Regions from separate parts of the Homo sapiens genome. Here all the other regions are linked to region 1. A link is a loop called in an ENCODE intact Hi-C map of the cell type or tissue named here. Cell type or tissue: GM12878. All regions are shown on one strand.

Region 1 (5,000 bases):
CTGAAGGCCCCCAAACAATGTACTTCTTAAAAGATGAAGCAGCAAACCCCAAATTTCAAAACTTTTCTAGAACTTTCAGCCAGAGATAATTAACTAGGCAGCTAAACCTGACTAAGTGACTTGGTGGAGGATGACTACCAGACATTTAGTATCTTTTTCTCTTTTTTTCTGATTTCTGTGGCTGTTCCACTTCAACTCTATTCAGATGTGGAGCCCTTCTCTTGAGCAGGCTCTGCAGCACATAAGAAATGCAACAGCAAAGACCAGTGGGAGATAAAAGTGACCACTGGCAAGATGTTCCTGCTGTTTCATCAACACCTCAGATACTGCCTGGGAACCTGTTAAGGTCTTTCATTCCCTTGCCCCATAGCAGATTATGGTGGATCCCAGAAGAGCTGCCGTCTTTTCTGCAAATCATGAATAGGGTCCAAAACCTTTGTATCAAATTATTAAAGAGAAGAAAAACAGGGTCAGCTGTCAAGTACTCCACTTGCTGGAGAAGGCAGGGATGTGTATGTGTACCTCCAAGCTGATAAAGCAAATTCAAACCCCTATAGATAGTTGCCATGTAATAATGTAATTTGAAATACTATTCAGGACTAGAATAAACAAAATATTTGTTCTTTGAAGTATCTTGGGCATGCTGACACAAGAGGCAAAGTAACTGAAAATATCTGAATTTCAGATAGGTCACTACCAGCTATCAGGAATCTCTTTACAGATCAGCAGACTTCTAGCTCAAATGTTACCTCTGGCTAGAAAATGGACGCATCTGAAAAGAAAAAAAAACCTTGAGATTATCTGGAGCCAAGGACACTGAAAGCTTTCAAGATTACCAACAGAACTGAAAGGTTTCTTTGTAACACAAATTTCCATTTTCATAAAATTTGTATCAGTCAGCACAAAAACTTACGCAGAGTATGGTGAAAGAACACACACTCTAGAATCAGACCTACATGAGTTTGAGTTCTAGCTCTGCAATTTACCAGCTATATAATCTCCTCAGCGAAGTCGCCAAAGAATATTGGAGGTTAGTATTGTTCTGTGCAATCGGCATAACATTATCTTTAGCATAGGGTAGCTGTGAGGATCTCCAGTGCCTGAATATAATCGACGTTAGCTCTGTTTGCTCCAACAAACTGTACACAATGTGGTATCTATAACTGAGGGGAAGACTCCATCAAATAAACATATGGATGAAAATTCAGGGTGACTGAATGCAGATTATGTTCTTTCAGATGTGAAGATGAAAATCACATATTTAATATTTACCTTCACTGAAGTCTTTCCCTTGATTAAGCCAGTTGTAAGCAAGTGGGGGCGGGGGCTGTCCCTACGGTTGTAAAGATTCATATCACACACTGACTAAAAAGCATGTATATGTATGTGCCTGTATTCTTCCGGTGTTCATAAAACACACCATCACAAAACTTACCATGGGTGATGAGGCCCTTTATAATTTAACACTGTGCAAAATTAAACTCTCATCTCAAAAAACCCTTTCTTCTTCCACGTGTTCTTGTATACTACTGCAAATCATTACTAAAGCAAAGAAAAAAGTAAATTCTCTTATCCTTTCAAAATGAAAAAGTGCGCAAAGAAAGCTCAGTTTGCCAAACTGTTCCCTTTTCTCATTCATTCTTGTTCTTTTAGAAACCAGAAGTAAATATACTGTATGCCAAAATGACTGCCTGATTGACAAACGTCACTGAAGAAACACATCGAACTGACAAGCCCGGTCTGGACCAAAGGTGGCAAGTTTTCTTAAATAATTTAAATAAGTTACATTTCAGTAGAAACAGAAGGATTTACACTTTAACACATTAACAAACTTTGGATCTTTTTATGCAGCTTACTTTATGCCTCACCTGTCCCTCACCCTTCAAATCCTGCTTTTACGCACTTTATGAGCTGGCACACGGTAGTAAACTACAGAACTCCAACTGGGAATAACTCTAATCTGTTGTTGGACCTCAGAGGACTGCTTGTGCGATCTTTAAAGGAAAGCAGTGTTTTCTCCTTACTCAACACCTACCAACAGTCATCTGGAAACCTCCTCTCCAACAATTCTTACTATACTGCTACTAACCTTCACATCTCTCAACACCCTCAACGGCCCCCACGCTGGTGCTGCTAGTCCTCATCCTCAAACACCTTCCTGGGGGCTTAAAGCCGGTCCACAGAGGCTCACTCTCCGCAATGCCTAGGGTCCGGCGAGGAAGGGCATCGTCCCCTCCGTTTGGGGGACCAAGGCCAATCAAGTCGACACCCCACCCCAGCCACTCCCTCTCCCCTCGGCCTCTCGGGGCGTCTGGGGCGGGCGCGGACGCGCCAGGCCCTGCGCAAACCTCCGGCAGCCCCGCAGTTCCCGCTGTCAGCCGCAGTCCCGGGCCGGGGTGAGTCCCCGGGACGCCGCAGTTGCGCACACGCCCACCGTCTCAGGCACAGGGTCACTGGGACGATCCCGGGGGCGCCCCCGACGTCCCTGCTCGGGCAGGTGCCGGGCCTCCCCGCGGACACTCACCAGGCGGCTGCTGCTCTCTGGCCGCCGCCGCCGCCGCCTCGCCCTCACGCCCGTCGCCTACTCCCGCGGGGGGTCCGGGCCGGCGCCGCTTCCCCGCCCGAACCCCCAGGGTACGCGCCGTGCAGGGCCGGGATCCGGTGTGAGCCGCCGCCGCCGCCGCCGCCCCCTTTCCTCCCTCCTCCCTCAGTGCGTCCCTCCCACCGAGGCCCGCCTCGTATTTCCTAGATCCGGTCTGAGCGAGAGCTTGGCAAGCAAGCTCTGGCTTCAGGGCTTCCGTCGGGCGCCGTCGCTCGCCAGGCACAAAGATGGCGCCGCCGGGTACTGCCCAGGGCGATCTCGCGAGGCTTCCCCCACAGGAACAGGAGGGCGGGGGCCCAAAGGAAAGGTGATAAGTTAGGGAAGCCTGAGCAAACGCTTCCCATATCGGAAATGGGCAGTACCAGTTACCGAAGAAGTTACTGCGCCTGCGTGCGCGGGTAATGACGCATGCCCGGAACGGCCCCTAAAGTAGGACCTAGTTCTCCAGGTTTTACCTGTTTCCACTAGTGGCGCGGGGCGGGGTAATGAAACCCAGTCAAGAAACCCAGTAAAGGGCTTGGCAGGACCAGGCACCAAGTGAGAGGCGTCCCTTAAGGCTTGGTCATCCCTCAGGAGCCCGAATGGCCAACACACTTTTTGCGTCCCCGGGAGTCTTCTAACCCTTTGCTTGTCCTTATGGGTTTTGTCACCGAGTATTCTGTGCAAAGCCTCAGCTGCACCTTCTTCATCCTGTTATGGGTTCACATTATTAATCAAGAGCTTCTTGCTGTGTGCTTGCAGATGGCCTCACAGTTGGCAGCCACAGTCCTCCTGTTTCCCACATCACCATCTAACTTTCTCTTTCATTTTTAGTGCTACATGAGCCATCTGATACTAATAATTCTTTTTCCTATTTTATTTTTTCTTGCTCATTCATTCAAACGTGTGTTGTTCAGTTTCCTATGTGCCAGCTACTGAGGAAATGCTGTGATCTCAGGGAGCTATTGGTCTGGGATGGAGATGAATGAGAAAAAACAATGACGACACTTTAGCACAGTAAGTTCTATGATAGAAATGAGTACAGAGAGGAGTGACAGATATGGGGGGAGGATATAAAATACATCAAAGAGGAAATTCCTTTTTTTTTTTTTGAGACCGAGTCTCACTCTGTTGCCTAGGCTGGAGTGCAGTGGTGTGATCTCGGCTCACTCCAACCTCAGCCTCCCAGGTTCAAGTGATTCTCGTGCCTCAGCCTCCCGAGTAGCTGCGACTACAGGTGTGTGCCACCATGCCCGGCTGATTAGTTTTGGTAGAGACAGGGTTTCTCCTGTTGACCAGGCTGGTCTTGAACTCCTGACCTCAGGTGATCTGCCCGCCTCGGCCTCCCAAAGTGCTGGGATTACAGGTGGTGAGCCACCGCGCCCAGCCAAAGAGAAAATTCTTGAGCGGTGTCTGACAGGCATAGGATTTAGTCCAGTGAATCACTCAGGGCGATAGCAGGAAACAAACCACCCCAATTATTTCAACCAAGAGAATTTAATATCAAGAATTGATTATTAGGCAACTGATAAGGTCAGAGAGAACTCTTAATGTATCGCAGAGGTAGCAACTGCAGGAAGCAGCTACTATGCCTAGAGCTAGGAGGAGGAAGGGAAGAGGTTGGGATTATTACAATTTAGACGTTTAGAGGAATTGCCTTGTGGAGGTAAAACTCAGACCTCTGAGAAAGGAGCAGCATCTGCTGGTGCTCGTGTCTTTGAGTGGGGCTCAAGACGTTGTCTCTGCAAGTGTGGGGAAACTGCAAAGGATCCAACTGCTGCTATGGGAAGGAAGTTCTCCTGTCCCTCTGGGAGCTTCCAATCTCCCTCTAGCCTGGGGATGAGAATGTGACACCTGGACTGGAGCTGAACTTGACCCACATCCTGAAGTAGAGCAGCTCCAGTGTCAAGAGCCACTCATTTTGGAAGCTGGATGTGGTCAGAAAGGGGGTCATTCACTCCTATCACACACCCCACATACTGGGGCCCATCGTGCTGAAACATTTGTAGAAAACCTGCTTCAAGTTCAGGTTTCGGACCAAGCAGAGCAGCCCCAGCCAACTCACAAACCCATGAGTGAGAAATAAATGCTTATTGTAGCATGGCACTGAGACTTTTCCTTATTACGTGGCAAAAGTGGACTAATACGGCAGCTCTGTTCCACAAAGTGAGCCACGGTTTAGTCTCCCTATGTCTTCTTGCTCCACCATTCCTAGACTGTCGTCCTAGTCTACATGGTCCAGAATGGCTCAGCACGACATCACATTTCAGTCATCAAGGGTGTGAAAGCCTACCCATTTCCTTTAAGGGCATGACCCAGAAGTTGTTACCATCAACTTATGTTCACAACCCACTGGCCAGAACTTAATCACGTTATTGCATCTACCTGCAAGGGAGACTGTGAAATGTGGTCTTATTCT
Region 2 (5,000 bases), 250 kb before region 1:
CTGGGATTACAGGCGTGAGCCACCACGCCCGGCCTTGGCAGAGTAAATCTTACACTATCTTTTTTTCTAAAGATATAGCTTGGAATTATAATTTTTCTTAGAAAGTTTACTACAGATACTCAAGTGCTGTGAAGTACTTGAGAATTTAATTGGTAATGTATTGAATCTATAAATTAACTTGTGAAATATCTCTTTATCATATTGTCTTCCCAAAGAAGAACACGTGTGTTACTTCTTGTGTTTAGAGTTATTTCTGCTCTTACAGTTGCCGAATCCTTCTTTACAAGTCATAGATGTCTCTCATTAGATTAGTACCTAAATAGGTAATGTTTTCATTTTATTATTATTATTGAGACATGGTCTTGCTCTGTCACCCAGGCTGCAGTGCAGTGGTGCAATCTCAGCTTACTGCAACCTCCGCTTCCCCAGCTCAAGAGATCCTCCCACCTCAGCCTCCTGAGTAGCTGGGACCACAGGTGTATGCCACCATGCCTGGCTAATTTTTTGTATTTTTGGTAGAGATGAGGTTTCACCATGTTGCCCGGGCTGGTCTCAAACTCCTGAGCTCAAGTGATCCACCCGCCTCAGCCTCCGAAAGTATTGGGATCACAGGCATGAGCCACCATGCCCGGCCTAATGTTTTTATTATCTCCTACATTTCCAAAGCATAATGGGTCCAGAATTTGCTTTGACCATATCATGACCTAACATTTTATTTTTTACACAGCACCTTCCCAACCACTGTCTCATTTGAGACCACCCTGTGAGAAAAGTTAAGCTCCAGGCATGTGACTTCAGAGATAAAAACATGTAAAAAGTTAGCCCAAGGTCACTCAGCCAATGACTGCTGGAAATGAGTCTCAAGTCCCTAACCTAGAACCCTTTCCACTTTCTTTAATGGGTTGCACAAGAAAACATTGATTTGCAGTTCTCGAATAATCAGTGATGTTGAGCTTTTTTTCATATGTTTGTTGGCCACATATTGGTGATTGTTAAAAAGTAAAGAAACAACAGATGCTGGCGAGGCTGTGGAGAAATAGAAACACTTTTAAACTGTTGGTGGGACTGTGTAAATTCCCACCAACAGTTTAAAAGACTGTGGAAGACAGTGTGGTGATTCCTCAAAGACCTAGAACTAGAAATACCATTTGACCCAGCAATCCCATTGCTGGGTACATATCCAAAGGAATATAAATTATTCTATTATAAAGATACATGCATGCGTATTTCACTGCAGCCCTATTCACAATAGCAAAGACATGGAATCAACCCAAGTGCCTATCAATAAATAGACTGGGTAAAGAAAATGTGGTACATATACACCATGGAATACTATGCAGCCATGAAAAGGAACAAGATCACGTCCTTTGCAGGGACATGGATGGAGCTGGAAGCCGTTATCCTCAGCAAACTAACGCAGGAATAGAAAACCAAATACCGCATGTTCTCACTCATAAGTGGGAGTTGAACAATGAGAACACATGGACACAGGGAGGGGAGCAACACACACTGGTGCCTATCGGGGCTGGGGGGTGTGTATGGGGAGGGAAAGCATCAGGAAAAAATAGCTAATTCATGCTAGGCTTAATATCTAGGTGATGGGTTGATAGGTACAGAAACCACCTTGGCACATGTTTACCTATGTAACAAACCTGCACATCCTGCACTCACATTATGGAACTTAAAATAAAACAAAATTTTTTAAAAAAAGAAAACATTGAAATGTCAAGTTTTTTCTTTGTTATTATATTTTCTTACTATCAGTTCCTTCAGATCAATAAAAGTTCATAGTCACATGATACAGGAGAAAGCCCAAAATCCTGGCATAGGTTATTTATTACTCTTGTGCTAATGAACAAGGCTTAAACTTTCTGAGCTTTATTTTTCTTTTTTCTTTTTTTTGAGACGGAGTTTCACTCTTGTTGCCCAGGCTGGAGTGCAGTGGTGTGATCTTGGCTCACTGCAACCTCTACCTCCCGGGTTCAAGTGATTCTCCTGCCTTAGCCTTCCAAGTAGCTAGGATTACAGGCATGCGCCACACTCAGCTAATTTTGTATTTTTAGTAGGGATGGGGTTCCACTATGTTGGCCAGGCTGGTCTCGAACTCCTGACCTCAGGTGATCCACCCACCTTGGCCTCCCAAAGTGCTGGGATTACAGGCGTGAGCCACCACGCCAGGCCTGAGCTTTAGTTTTCTTATGTGCAAAACCAGAATACCACCTGTCATGTCTACTTTGCAAGGTTTCAAAGATAAAACGACATCAGGTATATGGAAATCCCCAAAAAACGTTACTGAGAAAAGTCGCCAAATTTCTCTTAGTCTTTTTTTTTCCTTTTTTTAATACAGACGGGGGTCTCACTATGTTACCCAAGCTGGCCTTGAATTCCTAGTGATCCTCCAGACTCAGTCTCCCAAGTAGCTGGAACTACAGATGCGCACCACCAGCTACTTAGTCTATTTTTTTTTTTTTTTTTGAGACGGAGTCTCGCTCTGTCGCTCAGGCTGGAGTGTGCGGTGGCACCATCTCGGCTCACTGCAAGCTCTGCCTCCCGGGTTCACGCCATTCTCCTGCCTCAGCCTCCTGAGTAGCTGGGACTACAGGCGCCTGCCACCACACCCGGCTAATTTTTTGTATTTTTAGTAGAGACCGGGTTTCACCGTGTTAGCCAGGATGGTCTCGATCTCCTGACCTCGTGATCCGCCCGCCTTGGCCTCCCAAAGTGCTGGGATTATAGGCATGAGCCTCCGCACCCAGCCTAGTCTATTTTTTAATGTAGAAAATGAGGAGTTATCTCTAAGGGTTCTTCCAACACAATTAGTCTATCAAGGCTGCTAATTACGGGAGCTATTTTCATTTAATTTAAAAATATAATATTCTTACTTGATAATTGCAATTTCCACCTCTTACTGAGGGTGGCAGTGCTGGTCTCTACAGAGATCAGGATTACTGGCGTTACAACCTTATTATTTGTTACATTTTACAAAACCCTTATTACCGTTCTTAAATATTTTGTGTGGTATGTGTATATTTTTTTAAGTATAAATGAAATGAAACTTTGTTTTGTATTAGAGTGTGGTACTATTCTTTTTTTTTTTTTTTTTTTTTTCCAGATACAGTCTCAAGGTGATGCCCAGGCTGGAGTGCAATGGCACGATCTCGGCTCACTGCAACCTCCGTCTTCTGGGTTCAAGCGATTCTCCTGCCTCAGCCTCCCGAGTAGCTGGGATTACAGGCACGCGCCATAATGCCTGGCTCATTTGTTTTGCATTTTTAGTAGAGATGGGGTTTCACCATGTTGGCCAGGCTGGTCTCTAACTCCTGACCTCAGGTTGTCCGCGTGTCTGGGCCTCCCAAAGTGCTGGGATTACAGGCGTGAGCCACGGTGCCTGGCCGACATGCCTTTTAAAAAAAAATAGGCTGGGCGCGGTGGCTCACTCCTGTAATCCCAGCACTTTGGGAGGCTGAGGCGTGGATCACGAGGTCAGGAGATCGAGACCATCCCGGCTAACATGGTGAAACCCTGTCTCTACTAAAAATGCAAAAAATTAGCCGGGCGTGGTGGCGGGCGCCTGTAGTCCCAGCTACTCAGGAGGCTGAGGCAGGAGAATGGCCTGAACCCTGGAGGCGGAGCTTGCAGTGAGCCGAGATCGCGCCACTGCACTCCAGCCTGGGCAACTGAGCGAGACTCCGTCTCAAAAAAAAAAAAAAAAAAAAAGGCATGTCATTGGGGTGGCAATGGTACTGAGGTTAGAATTTCAATCAGGTGATTTGTGCAACTCCAGTTCTTTGTATTTACTTGCTATGTTATGACATTTTTGTTGGTTACCATCACTGCATCCACATTAGTTCTTTAAGTAGGTTAGACGTCATCCTGAACCTCCCCACCTTGATTACCTATGTGAATGACAGTGTCGACCATTGAAAGCAGAGAAGAGTTCATAGGAAGGTATCGAGGCACTCTGATCTAACTACTAAACATTGGATTCTGCATACTTTATTAAGTAGAGTTTGCCTTTGGGTAAAAACTGTAAAGGTCATATCATTTTTCCTCTGGCTCCTAACTTTTCTCCTGCAGCCTCTGCTTGACCTTTTGCCCAGTTCTCTCCTATTAGGGGGAACCAGATCTGAGAGGCAGAATGTAGAGAAAAGGGCACTGCTTTGGCATTAGAAAACCTATGTTGTCATCTTTACTCTGCCACCCTGATTTTGATTTACTCCAACTTAATCATTTAAACTTTGAGCCTTGGTTTCCTCATTTATAAATTGGGGTCAATGATGGTTAATTGAAGGTTGCTGAAAGACATAAACAGGAAAGTATTTATATAATTTATACATTTAGATTATTCATTTATCGAGATTTAAGCATAATATTTAATGTATTGCTCCTTACAGCAGTTTGTAAGTAACTCCAGGGCCCTTGCATGTGCTGCTGGTTGTGCTGGAATGACTTCTGTCCTTTACCTTTAGGATTCTGACTCTAAAAGACTGGTTAGAGTTTCCTCCTTCGTGATTCCCATAGCACTTATGCTTCCTTCTGTTTGGTCTTTACCACATGTTACAATTCCTATTTACCTGTCTACATCTCCCTCTAGAGCAACTGGAGTCTTCAAGAGCAGAAACTAGCCTGGCATGGTGGCTCGTGCCTGTAATCTTAGCACTTCGAGAGGCCTAGGTGGAAGGATTGCTTGAGCCCAGGAGTTCGTGACCAGCCTGGGCAACATAGTAAGACCCCCGTCTCTACAAAAATACAAAAATTAGCTGGATCTGGTGGCTCATGCCTGTAGGCCCAGCTACACAAGGGGCTAAAGTGGAAGGATTGCTTGAGCCTAGGAGGTCTGCATTGAGCCGCGATCATGCCATTGCACTCCAGTCTGGGTGACAGAGTGAGAGCCTGTCTCCAAAAGCAAAAAACAAAAAAGAGCCAGAACATGCATCTTAATAGGTTTAGATAAAATACAGGATGTCCAATAGATATCTAATACAGAAGGAAGTTAGGGG
Region 3 (5,000 bases), 150 kb before region 1:
ATTTTAAGTTACGCAGAAGACCTGTTTTATTGTATTCCGGGTTCTAATTCATTACAGTCCAAAGAAAGTACTAAATAATAAAATGGAATGACATTTGTTTCCTTTATAATATGTGTTTAAAATACCACAAAAACGTGGTTAAAACGGTAGGGTGATGAGGTGATTAAAACCTGCTATTGAAGGAAAACTTGACTCTAAAATGGAACAATTCTCTAATTTCACCTATGCTGGGTTTTTCCCCCATTATGGTTTGATACTTTAATTCTCCTTGCCCACACTCAGGGAGACGTTACTGCTAGTTAGTTGCATTATCTAATCGATTTTAAAGGAAGAGACATAACTAATGAATAAAACTAAGTTATTAGGATTCTTCCGTGACTTTTCAATGTTTTCTATGTCTCCATCCCACAGGTTCAGTTAATTCTCTAACTCTATATGTTAAATAGATGTGTATCCTGCAAGGATATACACTCACCCCCAACACAGACACACACACACAGAGAGACAGTACATTTTTTTTCCTTTTGAGACGTAGTCTCACTCTGTCGCCCAGGCTGGAGTGCAGTGTCGCGATCTCAGCTCACTGCACTCCACCTCCCGGGTTCAAACGATTCTCCTGCCTCAGCCTCCGGAGTAGCTGGGACTACAGGTGCACGCAGCCATGCCTGGTATTTTTGTAGTTTTAGTAGAGACGGGGTTTCACTATCTTGGCCAGGCTTGTCTCGACCTCCTGACTTCGTGATCCATCCGCCCCAGCCTCCCAAAATGCTGGGATTACAGGTATGAGCTACTGTGTCCGGCCAGAGTACATATTTTTGTTCAGGATAATCAGAAATGAGTATAAGAGAGATTCTTAATGTTTTCTATTAAGCAGGCTCATTTAGAATAAACAAAACCAGAGCTATTATCTTCTATGGATTAAGACTGGAATAATAAAAATTATTGGAAGGAGATTTTTTGTCAGGTCTCCCATATATACAGGTGTTCATCAGAGACACCATGTTCCCCTTCTCTCCCTCTCAGAGAGAGACACCCATGGATGGCAGGCGTGGGCAGGGCCGTGCCTGTCGTACACAGGGCTTTGTATATGCTGAAGCCTGCAGCTGTTTATTATTGACTCCTAATTAGCTCCAACAACTGTGTTTGGCTAATTGAATTGCACTCCCTGCTAGCCACCTGAGCCTTCCCAAAAGAAGATTGCCCTTCAAAACTAAGGAAAGAAAATATTCACACCATTATCCAGCCCCAGATTCTTGGCTTGAGCCAAGCACCTATGTAGCTCAAGCCAAGGATTTCTGTGCCCAGCTCGAAGAACTGGTGAAGCTACAAGTGTTAACATAGGTGTCTTACATTTAGATCATAGTGGACAGGACTTCAATGGTTGTGTTTTTTTATTATTATTATTATTAGGTTGTATTTTAGACACCATAATGCCAATTTTAAGTGATTTTAATGTGGAGAGATGCTGAACCATTTCTGCTGAAATGTCTCAGATATCCAATCAACATTTATTAAGGAATTGTACCATACAAGATTCCCCTATTTTTCAACCAGAGAATCAGAAGCTTAGGGAAAAAAAAAATTCCCTTGTTTTCCAACTCCATCACTTGTAGTCTAAACTATTTTAAGTTTTATTTATTTTCTTGAGATGGGGTGTTGCTCTGTTGCCCAGCCTAGAGTGTAGTGGCACAATCACGGTTCACTGCAGTCTCGACCTCCCAGACTCAAGCCATCCTCCAGGATTAGCCTCCTCAGTAGCTGGGACCACAGGCACGTGCCACCACACCCAGCTAATTTTTAAAAAAAATTTTGTGGAGATCGGGGAGGGCTCACGATATTGCCAAGGCTGGCCTTGTACTCCTGGGCTCAAGAGATCCTCCCACCTCGGCCTCCCAAAATGCTGGGACTACAGGTGTGAGCCACCACACTCAGCCTAAACTCTTTTATCAGCTTGCTAAAGGCCATGTAAATAGAATAGGCTCTAGTGACCCAGTTATCTTTTGAAAAGCTGGTCTCCTGTAAGAAACAAATTCGGCCGCTAGGTGACGCTACTTTCCACAGTCGGGCTTCTCTGTCTTAGACATTTCTTCCTATCAGCAGAAGTTGCTACTGTACTGGTTTTTGGTAATCATAGTAAAGTGAAAGCATTGTAGTGACTGTGGGAGATGTACAGAATGCTTTCATGATAAGATCGTAAAAACCAGAGGCTTAACTGAATCCAACAATCTGTTTACGCTCTTGCATCTTTGATTTTCCTTAGACTTTTAGCTCATCATAAAAGTCAGGTTTATAGACATTTCTCTATAATTTAACACTTAATACTTCAAATATCTCTGCTAATTACACATATACTCTGCTAAATTTATTCAATCATAAATATATTCTTAGTTATAGCCTATTCTATTAAAAAAGCGTTTTTTTAAAAAAAAAACTTCTGTTTATACTTGAGTCTTGGAATGACATACTAGAATCAACCAATTCCAAGGCAAAATTCTTCCTCCATTATTTTCTCAATATGAACCAAATTTTTTTTACTCTTATTTTTTTGCTTTTGCCTTTCACCGAATGATTCTAGAAAGGTATACAGAAAAAAAATCTTTTTATATAACAATCTATAAACATGACCAAATCAAGACAAAATCGTGTTAAATTGTCCCTTATGTTGATAGCATCATTATCATGTCAATACCAGGCAAATCTTTAACTCTATTATCATTGTCATTAGCTTTTTACATGTTGAGATTTACAAAGTTATTAAGAAAGTATTCTTTATTACTACAATCCATCAGCATTTTGATCATACGTTGTAAGTGCCATAGCATCCAAGTATAATAAAACTGCCAGGCACAGTGGCTCACACTTGTAAACTCAGCACTTTGGAGGCCAAGGTGGGAGGATCACTTGAGGCCAGGAGTTTGAGACCAGCCTGGACAACACAGTGAGACCTCATCTCTACACAAAAATAATTTTAAAAAGAAAAATTGGCCAGGCATGGTGGTACATGCCGGTGGTCCTAGCCGACATTCCACATACAGTTTTAAGACACAAAGTATATACTTCTAAAAAAACCCACAATAGATTCCTATCAACAATAATAAGCTACATACAGGATTAAATTTATTTAATCATATAATCTATAAGCCAGTAATTTTTTTTTTTTTTTTTGACAGGGTCTTATTCTGTCACCCAGGCTGGAGAGCAGTGGCGTGATCATGGCTCACTGCAGCCTCTACCTTCCTGGGCTCAGGTGATCCTCCTAGCTCCCGAGTACGAGTACCTGGGACTCATACTTGCACCTGCACCCAGCTAATTTTTGTATTTTTTGTAGAGACAGGGTTTTGCCATGTTTCCCAAGCTGGTCTCAAACTCCTGGGCTCAAGAGACCCACCCACCTTGGCCTACCAAAGTGTTGGGATTACAGGCGTGATCCACCATCCCCGGCCTAAACCAACAATTTTAACACCATAATCCCGTGGGCATCTTTTGGATAAGGTTTATTTCAAATGGAATTGTTTTATTTAAAATAAGAAATTTTAAAAAATTTAATATGTTACTCTAAAAAAACAAACTATTTTGGAACTGAGTAATCCAAATCTAAAAGAAGTAAAGGCATTTTGCTTTGCATTGTACTATTAGTGAAAAATTTAGTTGTAGATTTATAGATGCTATAATTACACAACAATGAAAGTACAGGCAAGGAAAGTAGGCAAATAAATTGTCTTGCTCACAAAACTATTTTTGGAGCTAACTCTCTTATAGAAAATCATCAAAAAGGGTTTTATCCAAAATGTTTCAGTAGGATGTTAACTTGAAATAAAGTGAATGGCCTTAGGGTTATGCTATTCCTTCTTCTCCTCTCAGGTTTCTAGGTTAAGAAATAATGAATTTTGTTTCTAAATGTTGCTTTAGCAGAGCTAATTGTAGCCCCTTGGGTGAAGGGATTGGAGAAAGGAAAATTCAGTTTTTTTACCCTGCTTCAGTAATCAGTTGACTTTGGTATACCCAAGTGGACTTGGCCATTTTAACTGTGTATGCTTAAAGATTTTTCTGAAGTCAAAAGGAAAAAAAATACAATTCTGCCATCAAATATTTGATGACTACAGCAAAATATATTTACATTGTTAACACATTTTTCATAAATATCTTCTCCTCAAAATAACAAATAACAAGAATTATAGTAATGTTTTAGGCATTAAAATTTCAGTTTAAGGTATTTGTGGGGTTTTTTTTTTTTTTTTTTTTGAGACGGAGTCTCGCTCTGCTGCCCAGGCTGGAGTGCAGTGGTGCAATCTCGGCTCACTGCAAGCTCCGCCTCCCGGGTTCATGCCATTCTCCTGCCTCAGCCTCCCGAGTAGCTGGGACTACAGGCACCCGCCACCATGCCTGGCTACTTTTTTTGTATTTTTAGTAGAGACAGGGTTTCACCGTGTTAGCCAGGATGGTATCAATTTCCTGACCTCGTGATCTGCCCGCCTCAGCCTCCCAAACTGCTGGGATTACAGGCGTGAGCCACCACACCCAGCCGGTATTTGTGGTTTTTAATAAATAGTGAGCTGGGTGTATCAGTTATCTATTGCTATGTAAGAGACCACCTCACAACTTAGTGGCTTGAAACAACAACCATTTTATTGGTCACTATTCTGTAGAGCATCGATTTGATCTGTTCTACTGAGGGCAGTTCTGTTGGTCTTGCTTAGATTATTCCTGGACAAGTAATCCAAGTCAAATGGCACATTGGTTGGAGGCTGGATGGCCTTGGTTGACCTCACTCATACATCTGGGAGTCAGCTGGGGCTATCAGCCAGAACCCCTCAGTTTTCCACATTGATTATCCAGCAGGATAGCTCAGACATCTTCCCATGGTGGCTGGATTCCAAGAGGGCAAGAGTGGAAGTTGTAAGGCCTCGTGAGGCCTTGGCTTGGAAAGTCCCGCAATGTCACTTCCGCTGCTTTTTTTTTTTTTGAGACAGGGTCTCACTCTGTCACCCAGGATAGATGCA
Region 4 (5,000 bases), 310 kb before region 1:
AATTACCAGATCAAAGCTATTGCCAAATTTCCTTTCAAGTAGCTTGGATCAATTTATTCTCTCACCAGCAATGTTTGAGATTGTTTTCATTGACATTCCTTAGCACATTATTTTTTTTTAATTTTCCAATCAAATGAGCTAATTTATGTTTGTCTCAAATTAGAGAGTCTTGTTAAAATCATATGTAGGTCATGTGTTATTTTTTAATGCCTGCAAAACTCAAAATCCTGTATTTCATCTCTTTACCTCTATATTATATTACCCTATAATATAAATTCTAAATCCCATAATTCCATTGTAAACTTTTTAAGACTTTCTTGGTGTGGGGGACTTGCAGGTAAATTGCTGAAAAGTGATCACTGAAAAACTTGAATATTGTTTTGTTCATGATTTAATTATGATAATGTAACCAAATCTGTATTACATGTTCCAGTTTTTTTTCAGTGAATGATGCTAGACCTTTACCTAAACAAAAAGCTTCTTTAGGAAGGACCTCCCTGTATAAAATAGCATCTGCAGTTTCCTTACTCTTATCTTTAAAAATACCTGTTCCTTAGAGCTGGAAATAATCACTTAATCACATACCTTAGATTATATCCCTATTATTTCAGCTTGTATTGAATTTATTGATGAATGCTCTAAAATATTGCTCATTAATATTTCAATTTCTGTTACAAATCATATAATTTGGGATTATCTATTCTTGTATCAAATATGAAGTGATTCTTAACAAATTAATTTCTGAAAGTATAACTTTATGGCTAAGATAATACAATCATAAATCAAAAGCCCTCTCTTCTTCATATTAATATTACCAAGTAAATAAATAATTTTTTGTTTGGTTCTGCTTAGATTCTTATGACCAAAGTTAATGGCTACTTCCAAGGACGATCTGATGTGTGAATTTTCTTAGTTCAGAAAATGTAAACTTTGGTGCAGAAATATTAGTAAATATATTTTATCATAGTTTGGATTTTTCTTTATACTCCTTCTTGATATAAATTGAAAAATTAAACCTTTTGGATCATTTTTTGAATCACTTTCAATGTATTTTGATGCAAAATGAGAGGACTAAAAAAATAAGAAACCTATCATAATAGTATTGTACTGATATAAATTTCTTTGGTGTTATAATTGTTAATCATTGTTAATCATGTTAATTATGCCAATTTCATTAACATTTACTTAATTGTAGGCATGTCAACTACAAATGCAATGCAAGATTCTTGATTGGATCCTGGATTTAAAACATAAAAAGATTCTAAAGGACATGTGGATAATTAGGAAAATTTGAATGTGTATCACATCTTAGATAATAGTATTGTGTTGATGTTATGTTTCCGTGGTGTTGTAATGTGTTATAGAAGACTGCCTTTATTTTTAGGAGATACATGCTCAAGAATTTAGGGGTGACATGTGTCCTAAAGTCAGCAACATACTTTCAAACCATTCAGGGAAAAAACTGTGCATATGTGCATGCGTGTGTGTGAATATATATATACACATATAGAGAGAGAGAAAAGGACAGGCAGAGACAGAGAAAGACAAAGCGAGAGAGAAAGTAAATGTGGCAAAAAGATACCACTGATTAATACACATGATGAAAATATGGGTGTTCGTTGTACTATTCTTTCAATTTTTATATAGATTTGAAACATTTCTAAATAAAAATTGGGAGGGGGAAAAAACCATATTTAGTTAATGAAGGCATATTTACATTGTATAATGTTTATTAAGAGCCTAGAGGGACAATATCTTATATATCTAAAATAATCACTACATATGAGATGAGAAATGTCTCAGTGACTTGATATAAATACTTCAAACATCATTTTGCTCTGAGATAATAGAATTAGTGTACTACCTTTGAATATCTCCAAAATTCCACTTATGATATGGATGTTTGACACAGACTTCAAATACTCTTCAATCCTCCAGAAGCTTCTCAAGCTCAGAAACAATCTTCTTCTCACACTGACCTATGCAAGAAATGTTATAAAATATCAATATAAATATTCTGTCCAAACCAGGTCTATATTTAAGCACAGATTCATATGCGCAAGACAAAGAATGTTTGAGCGAGTCTAAAGATAATTCAAACAAAACTCCACTCGTACATGCGCTATCTTTAATACCAAAAGGGAAGCTTTCCCCAAATCACCCAGATGAAAGTCGAAAAGCATCCTCACTATAGATCGCATTCATTTTGAATACATCCTGCCACACAGAAAAACACTATCACAAGCTTGCTGAACTGAATAATTGAGAGTCAAATCCAATTGGAAAGGACTGTGATTGTTTTCGTCTCTAAAACTGCATCACCGTAACTGAATTCAAGAGCTGTGTTGTCCCTGCAAAACCCTGCTTAGGTTTTTAGGCCTTCTTTTAAAAATGCAGAAGCTAAACCAGTGTGGCAATTAGTGAAAGAGGACTGCAAAAATAACACAATAAATATTTGCTCAGATCAGTCAAAAATTGTAGGTAAAAATATAAGTGTTTTAGAAATGCTTAGAATGTGGACACGAGGAGGTAAGGAAAGGAAGTATTGGGCTTAATTTCTCTTTATTTTTCAACTCCACTGAATGCTTGTTTAAACTCCCACTTGTCTCTGATATGGTAAGCTAGAAAAGCATTTTAGATGTCATAAGAATGGATCAGCGCTCTCGTGATAAAGGGCTAAGAAAGCGTGAGAAGACAGATGACAAAAAATAATAGCGGAGTTCTAGGGTCCTTTGCTTTCTTTTTCTTACCTTCACTAACCAATCTGCTCATCTGATCCGGCAGAAACACAGCAACTGACCAAACAGAGAGATGAACAAGCCAGCCAATGCTCTTTCCAGAAATTTTCACAAGCCTTTCACTGATGAGACCAGTAGACTGAGCTGCTCAGTGCAAAGCCATTCTTTTTATAATTGGTCCCATGGAAAAAGAGTTGTTTTTGTTCAAGTCCGATTTGTGCTAAAGAGGCAGTGGGAAGTCCCGGGAGGTGGGGAGGCAGTAACTGACAAAGCCACATCAAGCCACAGAATGGTGTTTCTTCCCCTTTTTCGAAAAATGAAACCTATCTACGAAACTGTCTCTTATTAAAATAGTTTATGGTTACACATTTTGTAAGAACCCTAGCAACAGAATTAAATTTCCTTTCTAGAAAAGTACATTATCTGGGATCCTTCACCCAAAAGAAAGCCAAAGTCACATATGACTTTAGGAAATTCTGTTTCGTTACTAATCTATAATTTTTAAGAAGTATTATTTCTCAATGGTACTTATAATTTTTAAAAATGTAAATGAAAAAAATTTTCTCGGCCGGGCGCAGTGGCTCACGCCTGTAATCCCAGCACTTTGGGAGGCCGAGGCAGGTGGATCAGGAGGTCAGGAAATCGAGACCATCCTGGCAAACACGGCGAAACCTCGTCTCTCCTAAAAATACAAAAAATTAGCCGGGCGCGGTGGCGGGCGCCTGTGGTCCCAGCTACTCGGGAGGCTGAGGCAGGAGAATGGCGTGAACCCGGGAAGTGGAGCTTGCAGTGAGCCGAGATCGCGCCACTGCACTCCAGCCTGGGCGACAGGGCGAGACTCCGTCTCAAAAGAAAAAAAAAAGAAAAAAGTTTTCCCTCTCCAAATACCGAAGGTCAAAACAATAATACATGGTGTGGGCAAAGTTGTGAAGAAACAAGCACTCTCAAACACTACTGATGAGATTGTAAACATATTTAGAGGGCAATTTCCCAGTATCTCTCAAATACAAATATTCATACCCTTTGACCCAACAATTGTATTTTTTATAAATTTGTCCAAGCTATATGTTTACACTTGTACACAAAGACTTATGTGAAAAGATATTTGTTGCAGCATTGCTTGAGAAAATAAATGACTAGAAAAAATTATATCCATAAATAAGATATTGGCCAAGTAAATGAGAACGTATGCATACTTAAAATCCTATGTAGGTTGTGTGCGGTGGCTCACGCCTGTAATCCTAGCACTTTGGGAGGCCGAGGCAGGTGGATCACTTGAGGTCAGAAGTTTGAGACCAGCCTGGCCAACATGGTGAAACCTTGTCTCTACTAAAAATACAAAACTTAGCCACGCGTGGTGGTGGGCACCTGTAATCCCAGCTACTCGGAGGCTGAGGCATGAGAATCCCTTGAACCCGAGAGGTGGAGGTCACAGTGAGCTGAGATTGTGCCACTGCACTCCAGCCAGGGTGACAGAGCGAGACTCCATCTCAAAAAAAAAAAAAAAGAAAAAAAAAGATCTCTAACATATATTGTTTAGCAAGAACTCATTTTCCAGTTTGTATTTTTAAGGAATATATGTATATACATGCTTATGTAATAGAATATTTCTTTTTAAAATTTTGTATTTTAATTTTTGTAGGTATACAGTAGGTGTATATATTTATGGGGTACATAAGATGTTTCGATACATGCATATGATGCATAATAATTACATCATGAAAAATGGGGTATCCATCCCCTCAAACATTTATCTTTTGTGTTACAAAAAATCTAATTATACTATTTTAGTTATACTAAAATGTAAAATTAAGTTATTATTCACTACAGTATCCCTGTTGTGCTATTAAATACTTTGTCTTATTCATTCTTTCTAACTAGTTTTTGCACCCATTAACCATCCCTACCTGCCCCACCAGCCCTCCACTACCCTTCCCAGCCTCTGGTAACCATGCTTCTACTCTCTATGTGCATGAGTTCAATTGTTTTGATTTTTAGATATCACAAATAAGTGAGAACATGTGATGTTTGACTTTCTGTTTCTGGCTTATTTCACTTAACATAATGACCTCTGGTTCCATCCATGTCGTTGCAAATGACAGGATCTTATTCTTTTTTGTGGCCGAATAGTACTCTATTGTGTATATGTATCACATTTTCTTTATCCATTTATCTGTTGATGGACACTGAAGTTGCTTCCAAATCTTAGCTATGGTGAACAGTGCTGCCACAAACATAGGAGTGCAGATATCTCTTCAATGT
Region 5 (5,000 bases), 240 kb before region 1:
CTTTTTGTTTGGTTTCCTACCTAACTTCCTTCAGCTTCCCTTCCCTCAGACTCTGGTAAAAGGGCACTAGGTTTGATGTCAGGAGACTGAAATTCTGGTTCTGATTCTACCACAGGAGGCTGGCTAGTCTTAAGATGTATGTCACTTATGCGCTCTTGGCCTCAGAGGCCCCATTGTTATTAATACTTCCAACTCTGTCTCAATTATAGTAAGAAAAATGGAATCAGAGTGTCTATTGGTTGATTTTTACAATTATATAAAGGTTTTGGACAATAGCTGGGGCTTGAGGGAGTGAGAAAAGTCAAGCAAAAGGGGATTTGTCCCTCTGGGGATTAATTCCAGGACGACCCCACCCCCGCCGCCCTCACCACACACACTCACCCTCCCTACCCCGAGGATACAAAAATCCGAGAATGCTCAAATGCCTTATATAAAATGGCATAGTATTTGCATGTAACCTATGCACATCCTCCAGTAAATTTAAATCATCTTTAGATTAACTATAACACCTAATACAATGTAAATGCTATGAAAATAGTTGTTACATGGTATTGTTTTTATTTGTATTGTTTGTTATTGTTGTATTGACATTTTTTCAAATATTTTTGATCTGCGGTTGGCTGAATCCTTGGATAAGAGACCCTCACATATGGAAGGCTGACTGTAATTCTAAAAAAATAAGACAAAGTGGACTTATAAGAATTCACAGTAGGCCGGTCGCAGTGGCTCACGCCTGTAATCCCAGCACTTTGAGAGTCCAAGGCGGGCGGATCACGAGGTCAGGAGTTCGAGACCAGCCTGCCCAGCATGGTGAAACCCCATCTCTACTAAAAATACAACAAATTAGCCGGGCATGGTGGCGCGGGCCTGTAGTCCCAGCTACTTGGGAGGCTGACGCAGGGGAATTGCTTGAACCAGGCAGGTGGAGGTTGCAGTGAGCCAAGATTGCACCACTGCACTCCAGCCTGGGCGAAAGAGCAAGACTCCAACTCAAAAAAAAAAAAAAAAAAAAAAAAAAAGTTCACAGTAAATATTTAAGATAGGCTGAGCTCAACTCTTCCATCTAACACCTTTCCCCTTATCTTTACCTCATCTCTAACAGGGTGCTGAGATGTGACGCCTGAAAGGCCAATATTTTGGCTTTTCAGTTTTGTTTTGGTGAAAGGAATGAGGATGTGGAATACACATTGTTGTAGGAACCATAGGATCAACAAATTTAAGAATCCCCCATGTACATCTAGCCCAACTTATTCTGAAATGTCTGAATTCTGATCCCATTGTGCTGCCAAACAAATAATTTGCTGTCCTGTTGGAATCTGAGAGTCAAAAGTATGTGAAAGTTCAAACGTGGTCAGGGATTTTTTTTTTTTAATGGATCGATGTGGTAGGTTTGGTGGCTTTGTTTTTACTGCCTTCTAGAACCAAGAAAATCCTTTTCTATATCATTCACTCAACTAATGCCTTTCACTGTTTTTAGAGGCAAGTTGGCCTGGTTCCTTGCTTATATGCCTGTCTCCCTCTTTTCCTCTTCCAGGAAATTCAGAGATACTGACTCATCTTCACTCTTATATTAAAGCAAGCCAGTTTATCGATAGTTATTAAATCTAGTATGTCCATAAGCAGGCTTCATCTGGAACATTAGAATGTGAGGTCTAGACGGTGTTTAGGAAAATTTGCTTTCAGATCATGTGTGGTAAAACTATACAAACAGAGATGGACAAGTGACGTGGTGTAGAGCAAGGTAAGAAAGGAAAAAAAAAAAAAAGGAAAAGAAATGATGTTCCAGAACACAGAGATTTGGGAAAGGGATGGAAAGAAATGACAGTGGGTATAGCGGAGTGCTTTTAAAATTGATAGAGAGCATGGTGGGTTACAAAAGCAATTTAGTGATTTTCAATCAGCATTAAAAAAAAATGATATGCCATAGAATAAAAATACAGAATGCATACTGTGGAAGGACAAATATTGTTTTGGAAAGTTTTTCTATACATACATAAATGTATATTAGATGTATATAACATGTATTTACATGTGTAACAATTGTAACTACAAATGTGCTCCCCGCCCACACACACTGGAGCCTGGGTTTGTTTTGTAAACTGTTTCACAGTGTGGGTCTTGGTTCCAAGTTTGAAAGCCCTTAGAACACAGGATCCAGAAGGATCCGGGCAAGGTAAATTCAAGGTCAAGGGAGAGTCCCTTTTCTGTCCCCTGCCATCCAAAGCAGTTAATGGAGGGAGAGGAAATGGCGTGTGGGGGAGGGGACCGCAGAGTGAGGCCAAACGAGGAGCAAGGGCGCGTCAGGACGGAGTGGTGCCGGGCGCCTTCTGCCTGAATGGTCGATAGAGGAACTTGGGGAGGTTGATTTTGGGTGCTTTCCTTAAATGCTAAACCGAAAGAACTTCCGCGTTTCTTGTCCCTGAAAAGCTTGCAACGGTGAAGGATTCGCGTTGCTCCTTGAGGTGACCCTATATGGGGTCAATCCCAGCCAAAGGAATGATTACGATTACCAGGGGCCAGATGCAGGGAGGTGGGCGGGGCGTGGGAAACGCGGGAAGGCCGGGCCGGGTAGGTCCACACAGCGACTCACGTCGCTGCACGACTCTGCACAGCCCACTGGAGGGAACAAGCAGTTCTACACACTTTGAGACCCCTATGGAGGCGAGCCCCAGGACACTAGTGGAAGTGCGCTCTTTTCGCCGGCCAGGAGCGCTGCCTGCCAAAGGGCAGTACTCGTCTCCGCCCCATGCCATGCAGCTGGATGGCTCTGCTGTCCGCTCGCCGGGCCCCCACGTGACCTACTGCGCGGGCCGCCGCCTCCACCGCGCCCAGGCCCCGCCCCCGTGACGTCTCATCGCCCTCTGCCTGTCCGAGCGTTCGGCTCTTTTGCGTTTGCTGATTGGCCAGCCCAGGTGACAGCGCCCACCCCCACCCCCCCTGACACGCCCCTGGAGCCTTGGGGGTACGCGGTGGGGGGCGGGGCCTGGGCCGGAGGGGCGGGGTGAGAAGGCTGCGCGCGGGTAAAGGGGCCGCCTCGAGCGCGGTCCGAGCGTTCAGCGGACGCGCGCGGCCTCGATCTCTGGACTCGTCACCTGCCCCTCCCCCTCCCGCCGCCGTCACCCAGGAAACCGGCCGCAATCGCCGGCCGACCTGAAGCTGGTTTCATGGCAGCCTCAAAGAAGGCAGTTTTGGGGCCATTGGTGGGGGCGGTGGACCAGGGCACCAGTTCGACGCGCTTTTTGGTGAGCCCGGGGTGACATGTGAAGAGGCGCTGAGCCGGGGCGGGAGTCGGGGGACGGAGGGGGTGGCTGTTGTGTCCCCATCCCGCATCTCTCCGGCCCGGTGCCCCGGCCGCTGGGCAAGGAGGGAGGCCGGAACGGGACCTGCCACACTGGGGATGCCCCAGCCAGGCCTGGGGGACCTCGGCCTCTCATGACCCCCATGGCCGAGTTGAACAGTCGCAGTTTTGGTGGCGGAGCTGGGTCACCTACTAATGGGGTGACTCTTCCCCCAAAGGGAGCAGGGACTCTCCGAGCATCCGCGCAGAGCGGCCCGCTTGCAGTAGGGGACAGGTGGCCACATTGACGGCTACCGCGGTCTTCCCCAGGAACATTTGGCCTGCGAGACACAGGACGTCCTTGGATGGGGGGAAAGCTGTGTCACGGCTGTGGTAGCTAACACAGCGTCCTTTCCAGCAGTAGAACGAATAAAGTATTGGAGTGATGATGCGTTGTCATCCTCTCCCATAAAAATTGCAGAGGGTTGAATACTGGGGAGGGTGGCAGAACAAATTAGGAAACAGTCACACTACACTGGTTTTGCCATAATCTTTATTTAATTCCGAAGACTCGCAAATTTCAGTTCTGAGACTTTGCCCATTACAAACAAATGATTGTCCTTACTGTGCTTCACAGCATAATGCGACACGGAAATTCTGTTTCTCTTTTTATTTACCATGTGTGACAGCACAGTTTTACCACAAAAGATTGCTATTTAAGTGACTGCTGATTAATTTTTGTGCAATTAGTAAACTTGCTCTTAAAGTGACCTAGCACAGAGTTCAGTAAGATAATTTAAAAGTAATTGAGGCCGGGCGCGGTGGCTTACACGTGTAATCCCAACAGTTTGGGAGGCTGAGGCGGGTGGATTACCTAAGGTCAGGAGTTCGAGACCAGCCTGGCCAACCTGGCATAACAAAAATTAGCTGGGCGTGGTGGCGGGCGCCTGTAATCCTACTTACCCGGGAGGCTGAGGCAGGAGAATCACTTGGACCCGGGAGGCGGAGGTTGCAGTGAGCAGAGATCACACCACTGCACTCCAGCCTGGGCAATCCAGCCTAGCCAACAGAGCGAGACTCTGTCTCAAAAAAATAAAAATAAATAAAAAATAAATAAAAGTAATTGAAATGAATGCCTGCTGATAAAAGCCCATGCTTTCAATGGATATTTGACTAACTTGGCAAGTTGATGTAAATATTTAATGATTATTTAGCTCTTCACTTTACCGCAAATCATGTTTTCCTGTGTTATTTAGTATGTATATATCTGTACATATATACACATATGTGTATATTTATACATAGGCATTATACATACAATGTATATATTTTTTCAAAGTTCTGTCAGAGCTGGCACTTGACTAAAAACTGCATTTGTGCTTTGATCCTGACATATCTTTTTTTGTCTAAAGTGAGAAGCTTTCAGTCTAATTTTGGTTTGAATCTTATTTAATGACTTACCCTGGTTTGAGCTGCCAAGCATAGTTCCACTGTCTCTTGCACTGTTTATCTTTTGATCACCCAGGGCAGGTTTCACTTTGTCTTATATTCATAGAAATGTTTATAGAGTAATCCTGAATCATAAGAAAGTTTGCTTAACTGGATTTGATTAATACATAATATACACGATCATCATCTTCCCAACTTAAGAAAGACCATTAAGACATGTGCCAACTAACTGTGGGTTGATGTTTAAAGCCATATTCAAGAATTGCCCACACAA

The links. Hi-C counts contacts between places; a loop is a spot of excess contacts. Peaks named below come from ENCODE experiments on the same cell type or tissue, not always from the same donor. Only the 100,000 strongest peaks of a DNase experiment are listed, where the experiment ranks them.
Region 2: a loop joins it to region 1, with 4 times the contacts of the local background. A loop is called at or near these places in 2 of 110 quality-filtered maps.
Region 3: it touches region 1 in a loop (4-fold over the local background); 9 of 110 quality-filtered maps call a loop at or near these places.
Region 4: a loop joins it to region 1, with 3 times the contacts of the local background. A loop is called at or near these places in 8 of 110 quality-filtered maps.
Region 5: a loop joins it to region 1, with 4 times the contacts of the local background. A loop is called at or near these places in 19 of 110 quality-filtered maps.

The regions. Positions count from the first base shown.
Region 1 is chrX:30,886,590-30,891,589 of GRCh38, forward strand. TAB3 (TGF-beta activated kinase 1 (MAP3K7) binding protein 3) reads right to left here and starts at 2,665. Exons shown (of 11, transcript NM_152787.5): 1 at 2,525-2,665. RefSeq lists a silencer at 2,321-2,710 and an enhancer at 2,871-3,040. In GM12878, no CTCF peak of the experiment used is centred here; a DNase peak (open chromatin) is centred at 2,912; H3K4me3 peaks cover 2,644 bases; H3K27ac peaks cover 2,017 bases.
Region 2 is chrX:30,632,910-30,637,909 of GRCh38, forward strand. No RefSeq gene overlaps it. Among named protein-coding and RNA genes, the nearest start is that of GK, 18 kb to the right of the region's middle. In GM12878, a CTCF peak has its summit at 2,929; no DNase peak of the experiment used is centred here.
Region 3 is chrX:30,733,924-30,738,923 of GRCh38, forward strand. No RefSeq gene overlaps it. Among named protein-coding and RNA genes, the nearest start is that of GK-AS1, 18 kb to the left of the region's middle. In GM12878, a CTCF peak has its summit at 2,043 (motif pointing right); a DNase peak (open chromatin) is centred at 2,088.
Region 4 is chrX:30,574,888-30,579,887 of GRCh38, forward strand. It overlaps TASL (TLR adaptor interacting with endolysosomal SLC15A4), which reads right to left and starts at 2,879. Exons shown (of 3, transcript NM_025159.3): 1 at 2,751-2,879; 2 at 1,865-1,979. RefSeq lists an enhancer at 2,901-3,110. In GM12878, no CTCF peak of the experiment used is centred here; a DNase peak (open chromatin) is centred at 2,894; H3K4me3 peaks cover 3,275 bases; H3K27ac peaks cover 4,275 bases.
Region 5 is chrX:30,650,374-30,655,373 of GRCh38, forward strand. It overlaps GK (glycerol kinase), which reads left to right and starts at 3,050. Exons shown (of 21, transcript NM_001205019.2): 1 at 3,050-3,242. The coding sequence starts at 3,165. RefSeq lists a silencer at 2,720-3,139. In GM12878, no CTCF peak of the experiment used is centred here; DNase peaks (open chromatin) are centred at 2,398 and 2,838; H3K4me3 peaks cover 1,805 bases; H3K27ac peaks cover 1,841 bases.